2 separate regions of the Homo sapiens genome follow, and region 1 is linked to region 2. A link is a contact called in ENCODE Hi-C or POLR2A ChIA-PET data. All regions are on one chromosome and are shown on one strand. The core of a region is the stretch at or near the end of the contact, and the rest is flanking DNA. Distances in the headings are between cores, read along the strand shown.

Region 1 (7,068 bases), core at 670-3,169, 1.3 Mb after region 2:
TCTCATTGATTCCACAACACTGAATTATCTTTTAGCATGATCTCTGCGCAAGGATGACACACAAATTCGTGAAGTAGTCCATGTTTTTAAAAATTAAAAAAAAAAAAGCTTTAAAGCTTGGGATGGTGGTTGGCACCTGTAGTCCCAGCTACTGGGGAGGCTGAAGCAGGAGGATCATGTAAGTTCAGGTGTTCAAGGCTACTATGCACAATGATGGAGTCTGTGAATAGCCACAGCACTTGGGCCTGGGCAACATAGTGAGGCCACTTCTCTTAAAAAAAAAAAAACAAAAAACAAAAAAACAAAAGTTGAGTTTTTAGAAGGCCTTTTTGATTTACCAGCCAAACTGCTCTCTCATTGATTCCACAACACTGAATTATCTTTATTTTTAAAAAAATTTATTCTAAAAGTCTTTGTATTTTGTTCCCTCCCCCTTCCCCCTTCCCCTCCCCTTCACTCCCCCTTCCCCTCCCCTTCACTCCCCCTTCCCCTCCCCTCCTCTTCTCTTTTCTTTTTTTGAGACAGAGTCTCGCTCAGCTGCCCAGGCTGGAGTGCAGTGGCACGATCTCGACTCACTGCAGCCACCCTCTCCCGGATTCAAGCGATTCTCCCTGCCTCCGCCTCCCAAGTAGCTGGGATTATAGGCACCTGCCATCATGCCGGCTAATTTTTGTATTTTAGTAGAGACAGGGTTTCACCATGTTGGCTAGGCTGGTCTTGAACTCCTGACCTCAGGTGATACGCCTGCCTCAGCCTCCTAAAGTGCTAGGATTACAGGCGTGAGCCACCGCGCCGGGCCTTCTCTTTTTTTTTTTTTTTTTGTTTTTTTTTTGTTTTTTTGAGACAGGGACTCACTCTGTCTCCCAGGCAGGAGTGCAGTGGCACAATCCCAGCTCACTACAGCCTCCACCTCCTGGACGCAACCCCCACCTCGGCCTCCCTAGTAACTAGGACTACAGGGCACAGGCCACCATGCCCAGTTTTGTATTTTTTGCAGAGACAGGATCTCGCTATGTTGCCCAGACTGGTCTCAAACTCCCGGGCTCAAGCGATTCTCCTGCCTGGGCCTCCCAGGCATGAGCCACCTAGCCCGGCCTGTATTATCTTTTCTGGAATTCATCTCGCTTACTGGATTGCCAGCCTCTTCTGGACAGCAATTTGTACTCCTAATTCGCTTATTATAGTATGTCAAAGCATTTATTGTTTAATCAAATTAGGGCAGATCAATGAGAAGTTACCCTTCGGATACACTGTCCCATGACTTCTCCGTCCACCGACAGTCCTTCTTAGGCCCTTGGCTTTCCCATGCCACTTATACAATCTTTCAAAACATTTGAGTGCGTACCATTTATATTATTCAAATACGAAAAGGGAAAGCGGTAGGCGCACATTTCAGGTACTCGTCAAAGATGAGTTGGACGCTGGAGATAAAATAAAAAATGGGCCTACCATTTAGGGAGGTGTGACGAAGTGACACCACTCTTCCGTTAAAACCCGAGGGCCCATTGGGTCACCTCCATTTTATTCAGGTTTCGGAATCTCGGTCATGTGAGCTAACTTAAAAGGCTCAAGAGTGGTTACCTGCCTACCCGTCATAATCACTTCCCAATTCCTTGAAAACTTCGGGTTCCTCGGCCGGCCGCCAGCGCCGGGCGGAGAATCGCCCTCCCTCCCACTGCCCAGACTGGAGCTGCCTGTTCCGTTCCACCCCGCCCCACCCCACTGCATGCTGGGAGTCGTAGTCCCGGCTGGCAGCGTCCGGAAGGACGGGAGGGCACGGGAGTGCAGCCCGCCCATGTGGCTACTGGAGGTCACGTTCCCTAACTGATCCCTTGGTTCTCTCGGGTGGAGCCTTCAGCGTGCACGGCGGGGTTTGACTTTGCCACCGTCTCTCTTCTGGGTTCCAATAAAGTTTTCCTCTTCCTCTCCTCGTACGGAGTTCAAGATGGCGGCCTCCTGGTCGCTCTTGGTTACCCTGCGCCCCTTAGCACAGAGCCCGCTGAGAGGGAGATGTGTTGGGTGCGGGGCCTGGGCCGCCGCTCTCGCTCCTCTGGCCACCGCCCCTGGGAAGCCCTTTTGGAAAGGTCAGTGACTGTGCCATGAGTAGTCCGAGCCGACTGCATATGACTGGAGAAGCCTCTGGGATTACCCTCCCTGTCCGATCTACCCCAGGTGTCTCCTGCTTTCACGAAGCTGAGGGCTCCTCGAGAGGAGTTTCCATTTCTCTTGACCTTTTATACTGTCTGTGAATGAGCCCTGAGCACTGAGGGAAATGACCCTGAGTGACTTTCATTTTGAGGGTCAGAGGTTGACTCAGAGTTTGTTCCTTCCGGGACGTTTAGAGAGCTGAACCTAGTGGGAGTGCCTGGCTTGAAGAGATGCAGGTGTGGGGTTGGGGCCTGGGGACCCCTACCCTCTGCGTTTTCCAAGCTCTCGGGGCTGGTGACTGACGGGCACTGGAGGAAGAGCCGCGCCTGGGACCTCTGCAGGCCCTGATGTCTCTCGTGATTCTAGGAAGGAAGGTCCACACACATTCTCAGATTGAGGGATCGATTCTTGGTGTTCTTTTCAAGTCACTAGGGGCTTCAGTGGAATTATTTTGTCACCGGGCTTTCTTTCTCCCTGGCTTCCTTCATTCAGTTATATGTTCATGAATGAATGAATGAATGTATATTCTGAGTAACCAAGAGTGCCAGTTTTACTGCTCTATTCATGTATTCGCACTAAACTGCACGATTTTCAAAGGCAAGGACATTGTGTCATTGTTTCCTAAGCACTTAGCGCAATGATTGGTACTTGACGTGCAAATATGATTTTTGAGTGAATGAATGAATGAAATTATTCTCCTTGTCTCCCTCATCCACATACTCGTTTTCCTTTTTCTCAAATCCAAGCAACCCCTGTAATATACCTTAATAGATTGATAGACCTTAATAAGGTATATACCTTAATAGATTATTTATTAATTTAGCTAAAAATATGACAATCTTTGACCCTTATCATCAATGCAGTTGAAATTAATACTAGAACTTTGATTAGGTCACCTTACGTCTTTCTGCAAAGATTAGCATAATGCATTTAGTATAATGGAATAGGCTCCACACACTGCCTGGGGGTAGCCCTGATCTGCTGGAGTAGTCGTTAAAAGTAAATAAATAAATAAAGATATAATGGAATATTCTGGTAGTGTAAGCTGTGGATTATAATATAAATTTTATTTTTCATTTTTGGTAGTCAATAAAAGCAAATGCTATAAATTTCAACAGGTGCAAGAAAGAATATGGCAAAATGTAAGGCTTTTTTCTATCCCTATCCCTTAGCTGCTTAGTTTTTCTCCTCAGAGGCAATCTGTGATACTAGTTTCTTATGTATTCTTCCAGATATATTCTGTGTATGTATAAGCATATACATATATAGATAATGGTATTAAAAAAATAGAAGTAGTAACATGCTGTACACATTGTTTTGTGTATACAGCAGTTAATTCTGTTAATTGTTAATTTCTTTTTAAATTTAGTAGCTTGGAGATCATTCCATATCAATACCATATCAATTTCATATGAATAGAACTGCCTCGTGTTTTAAGTTTTAAAAATAGTATTCCATTCTATGTATATACCATGATTTATGAACATTAAAGATTTAAGGAGCATCATTATAACATATAAAATTCACTGAATGCTTATTCTGTGTCATACAATATACTAAGTACTTTCTACATACATTATCTTATTATTCCTCATTATCCTCATTTTGGAGATCATGAATCCAAGGTTGCTGAAGTTATATGGCTAGTAAGTGTCAGAACTGGATTCAAGTGAAGGCTGTGCTATTAATCTATACTCACACTTTCTCCAATACACAAAATTTAGCCAATTCTGGGTGTGAAGATTTGATGAAAATGCAGTTAGGTTAGAGGTCCATTTAATTGTATCTAAGGACGCTCCCTTCCCCTCTTTATTTTTATTTTGTTTATTTATTTATTTTTTTGAGATAGAGCCTTGCTCTGTCTCCCAGACTGGAGTGCAATGGTACAATCTCGGCTCACTGCAACCTCCACCTCCTGGATTCAAGCAATTCTCCCTGCCTCAGCCTCCCTAGTAGCTGAGATCACAGGCACCCACCACCACGCCTGGCTAGTTTTTGTATTTTTAGTAGAGATGGGGTTTCACCATGTTGGGCAGGCTGGTCTCAAACTCCTGACCTCAGGTGATCCGGAGCCTCGGCCCCCCAAAATGCTGGGATTACAGGCGTGAGCCATGGTGCCCTGCCCCCATCTTTAAATAAAAGGAAAATTTTAGTTGAAATTTTGTTCAGTATTCAGAGTCTGATTTACAAATCGATTTTCTATCCCTTTCCTGTTTTTTTGGGGGGGTACATTTCTATTTTACCTTCATTTTTCATCTTTTGAAGTCTACTATTTAGTACAGTGTAATGTGGCTGGGTGTGGTGGCTCACACCTGTAATCCTGGCACTTTGGAAGCCTGAGGGAGTAGGATCACTTGAGCTCAGGAGTTTGAGACCAGCCTGGGCAACATGGCAAAACCCCCTCTCTATAAAAAATACAAAACTTAGCCGGGTGTGGTGGTGCACGCCTGTAGTCCCAGCTACTTGGGAGGCTGAGGTGGGAGGATCACTTGAGCCCAGGAAGTCGAGGCTGCAGTGAGCTGAGAGAGATGGCGTCACTGCACTGCAGGCTGGGTGACAGAGTGAGAACCTGTCTCAAAAAAAAAAAAAAAAAAAAAGGAAAAGTGAATGAACCTGAGTTCTAGCCCTTGAATAGCCCATAGTCTTGAGAGGCATATGGAATTATGGTAGCCAGCATTTGATGAGCCCCTTCTGTGTTCTAGGCACTTTGCTTGCAGTTTCTGTTTCATAATTTAATCTTCATAAAACTCTATAAAAATTATTGTCTTTATTTTATAGATGAATAAACAAGGATGGTCACCCAACTTGGATTTTAAACCCAGGTGTTTTTGCTTCAGAGTCACAAACTTAACTGCTATTTGTACTAGCTTTTTAATGTAACAGTGAACATTAATAACATATTGTACCATGATCTAAGCCTGTTTGAAGTGTTATAAGACTGCAGAGGAGGAAGCAGCTCTGCTTGGAGAGGGGAAGAATTTTTTTTTTTTTTTTTTTTTTTGAGACAGAGTCTCGCTCTGTCACCCAGGCTGTAGTGCAATGGTGTGATCTCTGCTCATTGCAACCTCTGCCTCCTGGGTTCAAGCGATTTTCCTGCCTCAGCCTCCTGAGTAGCTGGAATTACAGGCGCCCGCCACCACACCCAACTAATTTTCGTATTTTTAGTAGAGAGGGGGTTTCAACATGTTGGTCAGGCTGGTCTTGAACTCCTGACCTCAGGTGATCCACCCATCTTGGCCTCCCAAAGTGTTGGTATTACAGGTGTGAGCCACTGTGGCTGGCCAGATTTTTTATTTTTAGCAAAAGTGTGGATGTGAGCTGTACATGGCCCTTATTGGTTTATGGTCTCTGAGAGAGCAGTTAGAGATGAAGCTGTAAAGGTGGGCTGATGTGGTTGAGAAGAGTCTCTTACAGTATGTTAAGATGTCTAAGCTCAGTGGGACACTAGTGGAAGTTTCTCAGGAATAGAAGTGATCAGATCTATTTTAGCATGATTTCTCTTGTGGCCACCTGAAAAACAAACCAGAAATGCCTGGATGGGAGAATACTGGAAGCTGGGTGATTATTTAGGAGGAAGCTGAAGTAGATAGAGTGTTAGGGAGTGGTTTAGGGGCTGAATTACTGCTGTGGTGAAGGAGAGCAGGGCAGCTGAGGGAGGGAATTCAGAGACACTTCTTTGATAGAATTAACATACTTGGCCAGGCACAGTGGCTCATGCCTGTAATCCCAGCACTTTGGGAGGCTGAGGCTGGCGGATCACCTGAGGTCAGGAGTTTGAGACCAGCCTGGCCAACATGGTGAAACCTCGTCTCTACTAAAAATACAAAAATTAGCTGGGCGTGGTGGTGCATGCCTGTAATCCCAGCTACTTGGGAGGCTGAGGCAGGAGAATCGCTTGAACCCAGGCGGCGGAGGTTGCAGTGAGCCAAGATCACACCACTGCGCTCCAGCCTGGGGGACAGAGCAAGACTCCATCTCAAAAAAGAAAAAAAAAAAAAATAAATTAACATACTTGGACATACTTGGAAGAGACAAGGAAAGGGAGGAGTGAAGGTAAATTTAGGTTTCCTATTGCAGGTGAAATAATGACATAATAAGTAAAAAGTAAAACAATAAAAAAGCAATTGAGGTTTCTGAGTTTGGGCAATGTAATCAAAAGAAACAAAACAAAAATGAAACTAAATGATAGGGCCAAAGGATTTTAGAGGGATATTCAATATGGGGCTTGTTAAATTTGAGGCATTTATTATAGTTCCAGGTAAATAAGTCTAGTTAGTTGTAGGACACTTGGGGATCTGAGACTAAGAAAGAAAATATGAGGTATTGGGAGCCATGAGAATAGAAGAATGAGCCTGGGAATATATGTGTAGGGTGAAAAGAGCCTGTGGCTTGTGCCTGAAATCCCAGCTACTCATGAGGCCAAAGCAGGAGGATTGCTTGCGGCCAGGAGTTTGAGACAAGCCTGGGCAGCATAATGAGACCCTGTCTCTAAAAATAGAAGAGAAAAGAAAAGAAAAAGCAAAAGCTGAGGGCTAGTGCTTGAGGAAACTTGACATTTTGTGAGCAGAAGAAGGGGGCCTCATAGAGTGGTCTTAGGAGACTAGGAGAGAAGCCAGGGAGGGAAATGTTTATAGGTTTTCTAAAACCTAAAAATTAGCATATCTGAAATTCCATTTTCTTTAAGCTAGCCTTAGAAATTAAATGTATTTCATAGAAGCAAGGTAATATGAGGATCACATCTTATGATTTCTTTTTATTATGCTGACAATATAACAATATTATATTTTTAGGTGCCTCTATTAAATGATGATTCATATTTAACTCCACAATCTCTTTAGTATACATACATAGGAGTTTATTCCCTATTAGGGTTTTTTTTTTTTGAGGTGGAGTTTTGCTCTTGTCGCCCAGGCTGGAATG
Region 2 (7,763 bases), core at 358-2,857:
GGATGTAATGAAAAAACAGCTGGCTGGGAGTGGTGGCTCATGCCTGTAATCCCAGCACTTTGAGATGCCAAGGCAGGTGGATCACTTGAGGTCAGGAGTTTGAGACAAGCCTGGCCAATATTGGTGAAACCCTGTCTCTATTAAAACTACAAAAATTAGCCGGGCATGGTGGTGCGTACCTGTAGTCCCAACTACTAAGGAGGCTGAGGCAGGAGAATCGCTTGAACCCGAGAGTGAAGGTTGCAGTGAGCAGAGATCATGCCATTGCACACCAGCCTGGGGGCCAGAGCAGGCCTCATTCTCAAAAACAAAAAAACAAAACAAAACAAAAGAAAAAACAGGGAAGAAGATTAAGTGGCAAGTGAGGTAGGTGAAACCAATGGGGTATCCTATAACTCAAGTAAGTTGAGGAATGAGACCAGACCTTTGGATTTACATTGCAGAGGTCATCTGTGACTTTGACTAGAAGTTTTGTTAGAATGTTGCAGGGTGACATCTTGTTTGGTGTATGAGTCAGAGTTCTCCACAGACAGACCTAATGAGAGAGGGATGGATGGATGGATGGATGGATGGATGGACGAATGGATGGATAGTTGGTTGGGAGGGAAAGGGGAATTGGCTCACGTGTAAATTGCGTTGGTCTTGAAAAGATGTTTCCTTAAACTGCGAGTCTGACGTATTTGCACATTTTTCTGGAAACAACGCCTATATCTCTTGGAGATGTTCAAAGAGGGCGGGCTCGGTGGCTTACACCTGTAATCCCAGCACTTTAAGAGGCTGAGGCTGGAAGATCGCTTCTCTTGAGTCCCAGCCTGGGCAATATGGCGAAACCCCATCTCTACAAACAAAACAAAACAAAACAAAAATTAGCAGGCCGTGGTGGCACACACCTGGAGTCCCAGGTACTGGGGAGGCTGAGGTGGGGAGAACAGCTTGAGCCTGGGTAGCAGAGGTTGCAGTGAGCCGAGATCGCACCATTGCACTCCGGGCAACAGAGTGAGACCCTGTCAAAAAAAAAAATGTTCAAAGGGGTTAGTGGTCCCAGAGAAAGGATCACTTCATTAATAATTAAGATGATTAGCCGGTCATGGTGGCTCACGCCTGTAGTCCCAGCTACTTAGGAGACTGAGGAACGACAATCGCTTGAACCCGGGAGGCGGAGGTCGCAGTGAGCTGAGATTACGCCGCTGCACTCCAGCCTGGGCAAGAGTGAGACTCGGTTTCAAAAAAAAAAAAAAAAGAAAAAAGAATTAAGATGGCCGGGCGCGGTGGCTCACGCCTGTAATCCCAGCACTTTGGGAGGCCGAGGAGAGCGGATCACGAGGGCGGGAGATCGAGACCATCCTGGCTAAAACGGTGAAACCCTGTCTCTGCTAAAAACACAAAAAAATTAGCCGGGCGTGGTGGTGGGCGCCTGTAGTCCCAGCTACTCAGGAGGCTGAGGCAGGAGAATGGCGTGAACCCGGGAGAATGGTGTGCCCCGAGCCTACTTCCCGCGCAGTCCTCCAAGACGCGGCCTCCAGCAGGGGTCGCTGCTTCGCTGCCGCCCTGGCCTCGCGCCCCGCCCGACCCGCTCTCACTGCGCCGGCGCCGGCGGAAGGGGCGGGGCGCAGATAGGGGTAGCCTGGAGGCCTGCAGTCCGCGCGGCCGCGGGGAGGGACGAGAGGGCCTGACGTACAGGTGAGTGCGCCTCTGCTGGCGCGCCGCGCCGGGCCCCCTGCCCGCGCCCCCTGTCACTTCGCCTCTCCGCCCCGCCCACGCTCCCGCCGGGTCTCCCCGTGAGTGTCCCGTGTCCTGCCAGCCTCGGGACGCCCCGCGAGCTCAGGGCTGCGCAGGGACTGTGGTAATTGAGCGCGGCGAAGCCTTCCGTTCCTGCCTCCTGTCGCTCCTGCTGGCTCCGAATGCAGACTGCGAACCCGGGGACGCAGTTGTCCATTTCCTTTGACCTTGGGGACCCAGGAAGGTGCACTGCCCGCGGGGGTGGGGAGGGAGCGAGAGGAATCCGACCCTGTCTCAGCCCACAGCCTCCGAGGTCTCCAAGTAAAGGGAAGGATCTTTAGCTGCATTAGACTTCAAAGCGTTTAGACCAGTTTCTCCATCTTACGGAGCGGTGAACGGGCTCAGGAATGTGGAGCGTTTCCTGGCGTCAAGCAGGTCAAAGTCAGCGCTGCTTTTTTTACAGACACTGCTTTTCTTACAGTCTTCGGTTAGTTCAGATTGTATACCTCTCCTGAAGATGTCACCCAAAACCTCCTATGGGATTCTGCCGTGATCATCTCTCCACTCATCCCACACCAACGCCAAAGAGATCTTTTAAAATGAACTTCCATCAGGTCACTTCCCAGGGTCCATCATTGCGTGTTCTTTTCCTGATTCATTCGAATGCACCCGTCCTCCTGATCAATTTTTATTCCACAGGGTGTTGTTTTGTTTTGTTTTGTTTTGTTTTTTTGAGACGGAGTCTTGCTCTGTCGCCCAGGCTGGAGTGCAATGGCGGGATCTCGGCTCACTGCAAGCTCCGCCTCCCAGGTTCACGCCATTCTCCTGCCTCAGCCTCCCCAGCAGCTGGGACTACAGGCGCACACCGCCACACCCGGCTATTTTTTTTTTTTTTGAGACGCAGTCTCGCTCTGTCGCCCAGGCTGGAGTGCAGTGGCGCGATCTCTGCTCACTGCAAGCTCCGCCTCCCGGGTTCACGCCATTCTCCCGCCTCAGCCTCCCGAGTAGCTGGGACTACAGGCGCCTGCCACCACGCCCGGCTAATTTTTTGTATTTTTAGTAGAGACGGGGTTTCACCGTGTTAGCCAGGATGGTCTCGATTTCCTGACTTCCTGATCCGCACGCCTAAGCCTCCGACAGTGCTGGGATTACAGGCGTGAGCCACCGCGCCCGGCCTGTTTTGTTGTTTTTTTTTTTGACACTCGCTCTGTCGCCGAGGCTAGAATGCACTGGTGTGAACTCGGCTCACTGCAGCCTCCCCCTCCCAGGTTCAAGCGATTCTTCAGCCTCAGCCTCCCAAATAGCTGTGACTACAGGTGTGCACCACCACGCTTGGCTAATTTTTGTATTTTTAGTAGAGACGAGGTTTCACCATGTTGACCAGGCTGGTCTTGAACTCCTGGCCTCAAGTGATCCGCCCGCCTCAGCCTCCCCAAGTACTGGAATTACAGGCATGAGCCACCGCGCCCATACTATTTTTATTTTAGATCTCACTGTGTTGCCCAGGCTGATCTCAAACTCTTGGACACAAGCGAGTCTCCTGCCTTGGCCTCCCAAAGTGCTGGGATTATAGGCGTGAGCCACCTGCCTGACCTCATCTTGCCCTCTCAATCCCCCTTACCCTGCTCCACTTTCTTCCCCCAGTGCATTAACCACCAGCTATCATATAATTTACAGGGTGTTTTTTTTTTTGTCTACCTGTTTCCCCTACTAGACTATAAACTCTACAAGAATAGGAATCTTCGTATTTTTTTCCTCTGCTGAATTCCTAGTGCCCAGATTAGTGCTTGGCACATGGTAAGTGCTTAATTAAGGGGAGGATGCCAGTGTTGCTGAAGCTGAATTTGCAAGAGTCAAATTGGCAGATGAGGTTGGAGAGGAAATGGGGGTTGAGGGAGCACCAGATCCTATAGAGCCTTTAGACCATCGTAGAGACTTTGCTGTTCTCTGAGTGCTTTGGTAGGGATTTGAGGAAAGGAGTGACATCGTATGAATGACTTTATTATGTGCCCACGTGGAGGTGTCAAATAGGCAGCTATTGTGTTGCAGGTCCCCAGGTTCATTGATTCACTAAGAGGACTCAAAAGACTCAGCACGTAGTCATACTCACAGCTGTGATTTATTATAGCAAAAGGATACAAAGCAAAATAAGCAAAGGGAAAAGATGCATGGGACACAGTCTGGAGGAAACCCGGTGCAGTCTTCTAAGAGTCCTCTCCTAGTGGAGTCACATGGGGTATGCTTAATTCTTGCAGCATCAAATTATGACAAGACGTGAGAGATCTATCAGGAAAGCTTGTAGAGCTCATTTTTCCAATAAAAAGTCACATAGGCACTGTCTGCCTAGAATGTGCCAAAATTTCCGCCGCCCAGAAAAAAAGCAGGTGTTTAGAATCACATTGTACAGTTTCCAGCACAGTGAGCCACTCTTATCCAGGTGGGAATTGTGGGAACCCTCGTGAAGTTCAAGTTCTGAGACACTAGCCAAGGGCCAACTTTGCAAGCAGGCATTCTAAGGATAGCAGTCTCAGGCCTGTTATGTTAACTCGTTTCTGCACAGATGTACGAGTCTGGAATTTGGGAGAAAGTTCTGGAATGGGGATATAGATTAGGGTGTGGTTGGCATATAGGTGGTATTTAAAGCCACAGAAATGATTGATGTCTTGATAATGCATTTGTAAGAACTAATTGGGTACATTTAAGAGCTGAGCTGGATAAAGTGAATGTAGAAGAGAAGAGGACCAAAGATAGAGCCCTGGGCCGCTCCAACTTTAAGATATCAGGGAGGGCCGGGCACAGTGGCTCAGGCCTGTAATCCTAGCACTTTGGGAGGCTGAGGTGGGCGGGTCACTTGAGGTCAGGATTTCCAGACCAGCCTGGCCAAGGTGGTGAAACCCTGTGTCTACTAAAAATATAAAAAGTGGCCGGGTGTGGTGGTGGGCGCCTGTAATCCCAGCTACTCTGGAGGCTGAGGTGGGAGACTATGGCTTGAACTGGGGAGGCAGAGGTTGCAGTGAGCCAAGATCGCGCCACCCACTGCATTCCAGCCTGGGCAACAGAGGAAGACCCTGTCTCAAAAAAAAAAAAAAGAAAAAAAAAGAAAAAAGGAGAAGAGAAGGAGGCAGCAAAGGAGTCTTTTCTTTTTTTTTTTTTTGAGATAGAGTTTCGCTCCTGTTGCCCAGGCTGGAGTGCAATGGCTTCGGCTCACTGCAGCCTCCGCCTCCCAGGTTCAAGTGATTCTCCTGCCTCAACCTCCTGAGTAGCTAGGATTACAGATGCCTGCCATCGTGCCCAGCTATTTTTTTTTTTTGAGACGTCTCACTCTTGTTGTCCAGGCTGGAGTGCAATGGCGCAATCTCAGCTCACTGCAACCTCTGCCTCCCGGGTTCAAGCGGTTCTCGTGCCTCATCCTACTGAGTAGCTGGGATTACAGGCACGTGCCACCACATTCAGCTAATTTTTGTATTAGTAGTAGAGACAGGGTTTCTCCATGTTGGTCAGGCTGGTCTCGAACTCCCGACCTCAGGTGATCCACCCACCTCGGCCTCCCAAAGTGCTGGGATTACAGGCATGAGCCACCGTGTCCGGCCAGCAGAGGAGTCTTGAGAAGCAGCAGCCACAGGAGAGACAGGAAGAAAACCAAGAGTAAGGTGTCTTGGCGACCAAGTGAAGAAGAGAGGCGTGATCGGTTTTTTCAAGTGCTGCTGAGGAGTCAATTAAGATGAGGACTAACATGACCTTTTGGATTTAGAAAATGAAAGGAGTGGAATTGAGGAGAGTTAGACAACTGTTTTGAGAAGTTTTATGGTAAAGAGGAGCAAGAAAAGAGGTGGTAGCTGGGGAGGAGTGGAGGCAAGAGGTTTGTGTAATTGCTTGCTTTTGAATGAGACAAAAGTAACAGCATCCTCTCCTTTACTATAGCCACCCCCACGTTGATTCATTTCCTCACATATGCCAAGTGCCTGGCTAGGCCTTGGTAAAACACGCAATTCTTGTCATCAGGGAACTGCCATTTAAGTGGAATGTGGGCAAGTAAACTGACTGCCAGGGCACACATGTAAAAGCAGGTCCAGGGGAGGTTGAACCCTGCATCAGCTGGAGCTCAGAGCAAGAATGCCTGAGCTGGGTGCAGTGGATCACGCCTGTAATTCCAGCACTTTGGGAGGCCGAGGCAGGCGGATTACAAGGTTAGGAGTTCGAGACCAGCCTGGCCAACATAGTGAAACCCCATCTCTGCTAAAGATGCAAAAATTAGCCAGGCGTGGTGCCGTGTGCCTGTAGTCCCAGTTACTGGGGAGGCTGAGGCGGGAGAATTGCTTGAACCCAGGAGGCGGAGGTTGCAGTGAGCTGAGCACTGCACACCAGCCCGGGTGACAGTGCAAGACTCCATCTCAAAAAAATAAAAAAATGCCTGAGCATCCTTGAATGCTCATCCTCATTCATCCTTGAATGAGAGAAAAATAACAGCATGCCAATGGACTGGTCCATTATCAAGCAAAAAAATCACTGTTGTAACTTGATATTTCCCCATAGCTCGGTTTCAGGCCACCTTTGCTCTCAGAACTTTGTAGGCATCCTTGCTCTGCGCTCCAGCTGGTGCAGGGTTCAGCCTCCCCGGACCTGCTTTCACATCTGTGCCCTGGCAGTCAGTTTACTTGTCCACATTCCACTTAAATGGCAGTTCCCTGGTGACAAGGACTGTGTGTTTTATACCAAGGCCTACCCAGGAACTTGGCATATGTGGGCGAACGAGTGATTGTAGGGGTGGCTATAGTAATGGGCAGGATGCTCATTTCATTTCTAGAAATTGAATCTGCAACCATTCACTGGTTTTGGTATGTCCTGAGCAGAGGAGTGAAGAACAGGGCACTGTGTAGTCCCTATCACTACACTTAGAGTTTGGGAGATAATTTGTGACTTAATTCAAAAGTAACAAAAAAATGTGTAGTGTTGGTGCAACCAGAGTATGGAAAAGGGCATGTGGGGCATGGCTTGGTAGAGGAGGATGTGACTCGTGTGGAGTCTGGAGGAAGAGGAGACCATGACAAAGGGACAGGAATTTTTCAGTAGTAGATTTTTTTTTTTTTTCAAGTGAGCTATAAGGAACCCAGTATTCTCCAGTGCTGCTTTGGCTTGAGAGGAGCTGGGTGCCTGGTTAGCTTTCTTCTCTGGCACCCCCACTTCCAACTCAGGGCTCCCCTGACCAGTTTCAAAGTCCTGAGGCAGGGCCGGGCACGGTGGCTCACGCCTGTAATCCCAGCACTTTGGGAGGCTGAGCTGGGCAGATCACGAGGTCAGGAGATCAAGACCATCCTAGCTAACATGGTGAAACCCCGTCTCTACCAAAGATACAAAAAATTAGCCGGGCGTGGTGGCGGGTGCCTGTACTCCCAGCTACTTGGGAGGCTGAGGCAGGAGAATGGCAGGAACCTGGGAGGCAGAGCTTGCAGTGAGCTGAGATTGTACCAATGCACTCCAGCCTGGGCGACAGAACAAGACTCCGTCTCAAAAATAATAATAATAATAACAAAGTTCTGAGGCAGAATCTGGGTCCTCCCTTGTGACCCTGAGTGCCCACTGCTAACAACTACAAATGGTCATCATCTCCAGCAAGAATTAGCTTAATGTGTTTCCTCAATTTTATGTTTTTAATGAATTTTATCTAAGCTTCCAACATTTGCCAATGTTTGCCTGCTAGAAAGTTAAGCTGATCACAATGAGAGGTAGTGAGTAGCTAATAAACACAAGGGAATACGTGGCTTGACATTTTGGTATGTTTGTTGAATTTACAAGTGCACCTGATTCTAAATAGTTATTTTCTGCAAGGAAAGGTTTCCTAATGCAGGTAGCAGAGAGCCACATCATATCTAGGCATTCCTCAAAGTAAACAACGGTACGGTATAAAGCTAGGACTTTTCTCAAAGTCAGGAAAAGAGTGTAAAAAAGATACTGAAAAACATAAAAATAGAACTTATGGATGGGGAGTGTGGGCACCCAGGGTCTGACACAGAAACAGGACTACTTCCCTTCCCTAGGTGTCTCCT

What was found. Hi-C counts contacts between places; a loop is a spot of excess contacts on that map. ChIA-PET counts read pairs that join two places held with the same protein, here RNA polymerase II (POLR2A). Pooled maps may share reads with other maps.
Region 1: a loop to region 2 is called in a map of CD8-positive, alpha-beta T cell, with 6 times the contacts of the local background. The contact joins the promoter of AFG1L here to the promoter of MTRES1 in region 2. A Hi-C loop is called at or near these places in 4 of 168 maps with a recorded cell type or tissue (CD4-positive, alpha-beta T cell, CD8-positive, alpha-beta T cell and naive thymus-derived CD4-positive, alpha-beta T cell) and 8 of 50 pooled maps. POLR2A ChIA-PET finds 5 or more read pairs at or near these places in 1 of 52 experiments (Panc1).

Annotation. Positions count from the first base shown.
Region 1 is chr6:108,293,135-108,300,202 of GRCh38, forward strand. It overlaps AFG1L (AFG1 like ATPase), which reads left to right and starts at 1,920. Exons shown (of 13, transcript NM_145315.5): 1 at 1,920-2,084. The coding sequence starts at 1,946. RefSeq lists an enhancer at 1,772-2,261.
Region 2 is chr6:107,026,592-107,034,354 of GRCh38, forward strand. MTRES1 (mitochondrial transcription rescue factor 1) reads left to right here and starts at 1,608. Exons shown (of 4, transcript NM_016487.5): 1 at 1,608-1,680. RefSeq lists a silencer at 1,427-1,896 and enhancers at 2,007-2,116, 2,227-2,326.